Regions from separate parts of the Homo sapiens genome. Here all the other regions are linked to region 3. The links are chromatin loops, found by intact Hi-C in ENCODE. Cell type or tissue: adrenal gland. All regions are shown on one strand.

The links. Hi-C counts contacts between places; a loop is a spot of excess contacts. Peaks named below come from ENCODE experiments on the same cell type or tissue, not always from the same donor. Only the 100,000 strongest peaks of a DNase experiment are listed, where the experiment ranks them.
Region 1: a loop joins it to region 3, with 4 times the contacts of the local background. A loop is called at or near these places in 33 of 110 quality-filtered maps.
Region 2: a loop joins it to region 3, with 6 times the contacts of the local background. A loop is called at or near these places in 88 of 110 quality-filtered maps.

Annotation. Positions count from the first base shown.
Region 1 is chr11:123,509,867-123,512,366 of GRCh38, forward strand. The region is part of intron 2 of GRAMD1B (GRAM domain containing 1B); the gene reads left to right. Among named protein-coding and RNA genes, the nearest start is that of GRAMD1B, 81 kb to the left of the region's middle. In adrenal gland, CTCF peaks have their summits at 1,554 (motif pointing right) and 1,758; DNase peaks (open chromatin) are centred at 105, 1,012 and 1,525; H3K27ac peaks cover 2,356 bases.
Region 2 is chr11:123,579,636-123,582,135 of GRCh38, forward strand. The region is part of intron 3 of GRAMD1B (GRAM domain containing 1B); the gene reads left to right. Among named protein-coding and RNA genes, the nearest start is that of SCN3B, 74 kb to the right of the region's middle. RefSeq lists an enhancer at 566-1,175. In adrenal gland, a CTCF peak has its summit at 1,097 (motif pointing right); a DNase peak (open chromatin) is centred at 1,125; H3K27ac peaks cover 1,558 bases.
Region 3 is chr11:123,706,714-123,709,213 of GRCh38, forward strand. No RefSeq gene overlaps it. Among named protein-coding and RNA genes, the nearest start is that of ZNF202, 34 kb to the right of the region's middle. In adrenal gland, a CTCF peak has its summit at 1,090 (motif pointing left); no DNase peak of the experiment used is centred here.

The sequences.
Region 1 (2,500 bases), 200 kb before region 3:
ATCAGACTGCTCGGAGAGAGCCAGGGGCCTCTGCAGATCCAGCCAGGCTGCCGGCTGCTCTCATGTACCTTTAGACAGAGGCTGTGAGTCTCTGGGAGTGGAGTGGGGGGGTGTGAACCGCCCGCTCCTGGCTCCTGTGTAGGCCTCAGTCAGTCTGAATGTTATTGCAAGGTGAGTGGCTTCACCGGGCGAATTTCTCTCCTTTTGCATTCTCCACCTTGCCGTGCCAGGCTCCGGCTTTGTGGCTCCGGCACTTCCTTGCACAGCACCTTTCTGCTTCCAGCTGAGTGCCTGCACCTTCTTGAGGTTCTCACACCCGCCTGCCCGCCACCAGCTGCTGACCTTCTCCCTTCCTGCTCCCCCCGGCTCTTGCTCATTACCTGCCAGCTGGCCTCTTCCCACATGCCCCCCTCATCCTGACCTGTGGGTACCAGTTGGCGGGGTGATGGGAGGGCAGGCCTCCGTCTTTGTGCCCTCTCCCTCTCAACAGGGGGAGCCTGGGAAGACCCACACTTCGCTCCTGGGAAGAAGTACCAGGCCAGGGGAGGTGCCCCCTGACTCAGCCTCCTGGGAGTCTGTGGAACACAGACAGGAGACAGGGCCCCCCTGCTTGCTGTGGACCTCCAGACTCTGACCTCTTACCCAGAAACTGAGGAAGTCCCAGGGGGCCAGAGAGTGGAAATAGGTGTCTTATTTTCCCCAGCCTTCCAGAGGGGTGGTTTGTTCTCCGTGGGTGGACGTTTGTGACTCTGCCTTTTCTCTCTGGATGGTGCCGCTGCTCCTTAGGCCAAGCAGAGATCATGGAGCCGGCTGACATGGCGACAGCAAAGGTAGGATGGAAATGCTGCCGGCCGCACTGTGCGTAAGTGGCTTCGCTTGGCGAGTTCTGCCTTTGGTTCACTTTTCTCTCTCCTCCTCTCCCTCAGCCCGCCACTCGTGAGCATCCAGGGGCTGTGTCAGAGTGGAGGGAAATGTTGTGAGCACCAAGACCTCAGGAGAGGCGAGGAGGTGCCAGGTCCTACAAAGCACATGCCCCACCTTGGTGTGCTTGGAAGTCGGAGTGGGTGGATGAGGGGTGCAGGGTGGGGGGTGGAGGTATCTGTAGCTTTCATCTGCACTCACTTATATGTCCGTTGTTTTCTTTAGCCTTGCCCTATTTTTTGTTTCTCTTTATCCTGTCCCTTTTTCAGTTATGCCTCTTTTTCACTCTCTCTCTCTCTCTCTGTCTTCTTCCTCTGCTTCTTCTCTGCACTGCATTCCATTTGTGCAACCTCCACACTTTCTTTTCACCTTCTGTTTGCTTCTCTTTTGCTTCTCCCTGTTGTATAAGGAATGGGTGGGGTTGGTGCGGGCTGGACAGTCTTAAAAGCAGAGACTGCCTCTCATCCTGCAGCAGACGTTGGCCTTGGGATTGGAGAGGAGTTTTTATGTGAGTGGCAGATGCTGCCGCTGGCCCCGCCCACTGCTCGCCGGATGCCCCAATGGCAGTGCGGGCCCGGGCACCTCCAGGGAATGGGGCCTGGGTGCTGCGCTGCTCAAACTCTGTGGGCACGCTAGAGGGCGCTCCTGAGATAGCTTTCAAATCTCTCCTGGCTCCTGCTTGCAATTTGAAATTTGCTTTCCTGTGTATTTTTCCAGACAAGGAGTTAGAGCCATTGGGAGTAGATGGGGGCATCTAAGGAGGCTGAGTCTGTGCAGCCCCAACCCCAGCTCCAGTGTGCAGGGAGAGATGTAATCCTTCGAGAATATCTCAGCCCTTCATTTGGGAGCCTTGCTTTTTGGCCAGATGGCAGGGTCTCCTTTCTCTCAGAGATGGAAGACTGGACAAGGCTCAGACTTCTGGAGCAGGTTGGGTATCCTGTGTTGTGTATGGAGGAGAGAATGAGAGAGGAGGCCCAAGCGGCAAGTCTGCTGCCAGCCTGAACCGGCAGGAATGTGTTACAGTGGTTAGAACATGTCTCTGGGAATCATAGAACTTGGTTTTCTGCTCCTCCCAGCCCTACAGGCTGTGTGATCAGATCCGAGTCACTTAACTTCTCTGGACTTCCATCTCCTGGTCTGCACAAAGGTGAAAATTACACACATCTGTTGTTTTAATCAGTTTAGATCTGTCAAATTCTCAGTTTTCTTAGAAAGGAGCCAGAGAGAGCAAACTATAGAGAACAGGTCTCCCTGGACCCATTCTCTCCTCTGTCTCCGCTTCCTCTCTCTTTTCCTTCCTTCCACAAACATCTGAATAGCCCCTTTGAATATGAGGTGGTGCAAAGTGCTTGTACTACCTTGACAGTGGGCAGTGGCGACCATGAAAGCAGGCATCTGCAACTGTGTTTGGATCCCAAACTGCTGCAAGCAGTTTGCTCTCTGGTGGGAACGCTGCTGTCTGTCTTCACCAGGGCCTTGCAAAGCCTCTAGTGAACTAGCTCTTGAGGTTGTAGGTGGTTTGTTATCAACCAGCTGGTTCTCAGGGGATGGTGGTGGCAAGTGCTCTGGAAAAGGTATG
Region 2 (2,500 bases), 130 kb before region 3:
TGGGTGCTCGAGGCTCAGCTGGCAAGAGGGTGGATATGGCCTGACAGGGGCATCAGGCTCCCCACTCCCTGCTCCTGCACACTTTTCCATCCAGATTCTGTACACCCTAAGCCTGGCTCTTGAGTAGTTGGGGATGTTCTGTAAGCTCCGAGGTAGGATAAATCATTTGAGTGGGGCAGCCAGGACAGGCGTCAGGGACCAGGTAGAATTCTGAGTGGGGTTTTGGAGATGCTAAAAGGAGACATAATGAAGGGACTGAGAGCTGAGCAGGAATCAGGGGCCAAACTGGGCCTTTTCATAGGAACTGAGGAGGGAGGTGCTGGGGTGAGTGCAGGTCTCCTTTCCCCTGGGAGATTGGGTGGACGCCATGCCCATCCCTGGCAGACACATTCTGAGTTTTCTGACATTGGTTACCCACTTCCCCACCTCATTCTCCCACTGATCATTGCCATCGACACTTGCCCTGCCATCCTTTCAATGGAGTTAAAAGAGGACGGGCTTGTGCCAGGAGGGACACTGTAGCATCCCACGTGGAGCTGGGAGCCATTGCATTGGCCTGGGACGTGCATGTGCAGGACACACAGACTTCAGAAGAGGAACACAAGAACCAGTAGGGGAATTAGGTTCTTTGAAGGCCAGGGCCTGAAGTAGATGGTGCGGCAAAAAGAGGAGGTTCTGGTAGCGGGATGGGGACATGCCCCTCCCCGTGGAACATCTTCTGGGGTTAATCACATGTCTTCCCAGCAAGCCATTTCATAGCTGTTTTTACTGATATTGTTGTAGCTGGTCCACCTCACTCCCTGTCTCCTGGCCACCCCTAGAGGACACCATGCCTTATATTTTTTGGGCAAGCTGGCCAGTGCCTCTGCTTCTCCCTGGGGTCAGGTCCCATGCACGGTGTCTTTCTTCCCTTCTCTGGGCCTCAGTTTCCTCATTTGCTACTATGTAGGCATGGCACCAGGTGATCGCTAAGGCCCGACCCCTCTGGATCCATCATTGTGCTGTCCAGGCCGACCCTCCTAGGTGCAGTCCGGCCCCAGCACTTCCCTCCCAATGAGTTTGTGCTACCGCCCAGCTTCCGCTCTGTAGTGACAGCCTGTGGCCACCAGAGGGAGCGAGGGGCCGTTCTGCCGCTCTCCCACCTGCCCTGAGGGCGCTATGCAGCAGGTGCGGCAAAGCGCGCCTCCTCCCGCCCTGCTGCACACCTCCCCACCGCGGTGCGGGCATCGCGCTGGCGCTGTGGCACTGACCCTTCTTTGACTTTCCTTTTTTTTTTTTTTCAAATCTAATTTTTGTGGTTTTCTTTCCAGTATGACAGACTTAACCTGATCAAAGTAAGAATTGTTTTTTATTTCTAACTCCTACTAAATGTAGAGCTCTCCTAGTCCCTGCCCCCCTACCTCCTCCACACCCCGCACCTTACTTAATCTTCCAGACTCCCGGAGCCTTCGCGGTGGGAGATGTTTCTGGAAACCACCTCCCAGTAACCTGGGTCTGTTTCCAGGGGCCTTGCATTCCTTTAAGTGCTTGCTCTTCAGACCTTCTAGGAAAAATGATAGAAACGAGCATGTCCCCAACAGCTGTGTCTTTGTCCTGACTCCCTTCTTCCTCTTTGGCCAAATCCATGTGTTTATAAGCTGTCAGAGAAGGCTCCACTGCTGCTCCCTGGTTCTGTGCCTTCCTTCCCTCTGGCCTGGTCCTCCAGGTAGGGGCGCTACAGCAAACTAAAGCCAGAGGATGAGGGACGCCCCTTCTCACCCCCAGAGGCCGGCAGCTCCTCTGACTTCCCTGCCCCTGTGGGTCTGGGTCCTTCCCGTCTGGCAGAGCCTTTGGGACTCATTTCCGGGAATGCAGAACCACGGGGATTGAATGTGCCTCTGGGCAGAGTTCAGGGACCCCTGCCCACAGTGGACAGGCTCGGGGGCTGCTTTGGACGTGGCTGGAGGGGGGACCCATTTTTCCTGTGGCCCCTCAGTGGCAGCAGGTAAGAAGCTGCCTGGAGATTGCTGGTTCAGGGCAGAGCCTCAGCACAGTCCTACTCCTTGGTATGTTTCACGTTTCTTTTCAGTTCTTTAGTACATGTTCTTACCCACGCTTTACAAAAGAGCAAACATTAGATATAAGAGCATCACAGATCAGGTTAAAGACAGGACTGGCTTCCCTGCCTGAGGCTGTGTGTGACCCTCACACTTTGTTCCACATAGATTTGGAAGGCACAAGCGCCGATGTGCCAGCCCATGCAAAGGGACCATCTGCTTCTGTCTACCTGGGGCAGGAGGGAGCCCCGTGCAGGAGGAGTCACAGGCATCCGGGGTCCCCCTGTCAGCCCATGTTCCTGTTGCCCCCTTTCCTCCCAGCGTCTTACACGAAGGTCACGGCATTGAGACGAGGAGCTGGGAGCTTGGGAGATGGTTTCTCCGTTGTAAAGCAGGGATCTCGTGACCTGGGTTGCATTTGAGGAAGCACAAGGAGACTGTGGGGCTGCTGGGGCCGGCAGCTC
Region 3 (2,500 bases):
GTGGTACGACCTTGGCTCACTGCAACCACCACCTCCCAAGTTCAAGTGATTCTCATGCCTCAGCCTCCTGAGTAGCTGGGACCATAGGCCTGTGCCACCATACCCAGCTCATTTTTGTATTTTTAGTAGACAGGGTTTTGCCACGTTGGCCAGGCTGGTCTTGAACTCCTGATGTTAAGTGATCCGCCCACCTTGGCCTCCCAAAGTGCTGGCATTTCAGGTGTGAGCCACCACACCTGGCCACTTCACATGAATATAATCATACATTATGTGATCTTTAGAGTCTGGCTTCTCTCAATCAATATTATATTTTTAGTGAGATTCATTCATGTTGCTGCAAGTAGCAATAACATTTTGGTCTTCATTGCTGTATAACATTCCACTTATTGCATACCACAATTTATTTATATACTGTACTATTTATGGACATTTGAGTTGCTTCCTTTTTTTGCTGTTAAAAAAATAATTTTCTATGAGCTACTTACCCATGTCTTTGGTTTATGTAAGCACTCATTTCCGTTGATATACACCCAGCAGTGAAATTGCTAGGGCATAGAGTATTTGTAAGGTTAACTTTAGTAGATCCTACCAAGCAGTTCTTGGTAGTACAAGCAGTGCAAGTGCTTGTAACAGTTTACATTCCTCCCAGCAGTGTGAAAGGTTTCCAGTTGCTCAGCTGCTTCACCATCACTGGGTTTTCTGAATTCTTTTCATTTAGTCATTCTAGTGGCAATAGGGTAGTATCTCATTGAGCTTTCAATTTGCATGTTCCTGATGACTAAAAATGTTGATTACTTTTTCCTGCGCTTTTTGTCCATTTCGATATCCTCACTTGTGAAGTGCCTATTCAGGTCCCTTGCACCTCAAAAATGTTAGCTATTATTTTGTATCATACTAATTGTGCTTTTAAGTTATCCGTATATCTATCTACTCTCCAAATAGATGATAAGCCCTTTGATATGCAAGGTCTGTGCGTCACTCATTTACGAATTCTTAGTGCCTAACGTAAGACTCATGTTATACATTCGTTGAATACATTGTCAAACGTCTAGGACTCAGCAGATCATGGCAAAATGTCGCCATCTGGTGTCTGCAGGGAATGAGATGTGGAGGATGCAAAGCCAGCTGGCTGGATAATTCATTGTTTTCCATGTGAGCTTTCTCTTATGTACGATTTAAAAAATATGTATATATTGCAAATTGCCTCTGCATACTTGATTTTAAAAATATTTTCTATATGTACTTTCATTTTTAAAAACTCAATTTAAAGTGCAAACTTGTGGAACAGAAAAAGTTCCACAATGACTAAATTCTTTACTAAACAATTACTAAACAATTCACTAAACTAAATTCTTTAGTAATTGTTTACATTTTCAAGAGTTGGGTGCTGTATTCATAGATGAAACAATAAGTACTTACTATATTCTAGTCCTGAAGTTTATTCAAGAGATATAAGGTGCTCATAGGCTAGTAAGGAAGAAACAAAAAAATCAGCCTGGAGTATTATAATAAATGCCTTAAAATAGGTGTTTGTTCGTTCATTCGTTCACTCACTCATTCATCATTCAACATATATTATTGAGCATTTATTCTGTACCAGGCATTGTCACAGGTACTATAAACCCAAACGTGTGTGTCCTAAAGTGTGACTGCTCTAAGAAAACCTATAGTAAAAATATATATATAATTTTTCAAGGATTTGGAACTTTGGTATATTTTCCTTTGAGTATAAGCTGCTGTAGACGGTAGGCCATGTGAGACCCCAGCTTCTATTAGGGTTACACATAGAACAAGATGGCCCTAGTTGAAAATACTTTTCCATAAAGTGTACTGAGGTGGGGAGGAGGTGGCGAACTTCACTGCTCTTCTCAACTCTTTCTTCCCTCTACTCACTGCTCCTCAATCCACCACCAAGACAAATGGTAACAATGGATTGATCAGGTTTATTTGTTTGTTTTTTGAGACGGGGTCTTGCTCTGTCACCCAGGCTGGAGTGCAGTGGTGTGATCACAACTTACTGCAGCCTCAACCCCAGGCTCAAGCAATCCTCCTACCTCAGCTTCCTCAGTAGCTAGGACTACAGGCATGTGCCACCATGCCCAGCTAATTAAAACAACATTATTTTGTAGATATGGGGTCCCCACCATGTTGCCTAGACTGGCCTGGAACTCCTGAGCTCAAGCGATCCTCCCACCGCAGCCTCTCAAAGTGCTTGGATTATAGGTGTGAGCCACCGTGCCTGGCTTGATCAGGTTTAGAAACATTGTAGTGCCCATGGGTAAAGTCTCTGTCCAGGTTACAGGCTAGAGCTCACATGGGCGTGACCTCCCAGTCACTGTCACACTGTTGGAGGACATAGGCTGGGGTGGCAATACGCTTCTGATAAAGGCCAGTAGTAGGTGTCTTAGGCTGGCAATATTTTAAGCACTGGGAGATATGATACTGCACCTTTCCTCTTATACTTTTTTTTTTTTTTTTTGAGACAGGGTCTCTACCACCC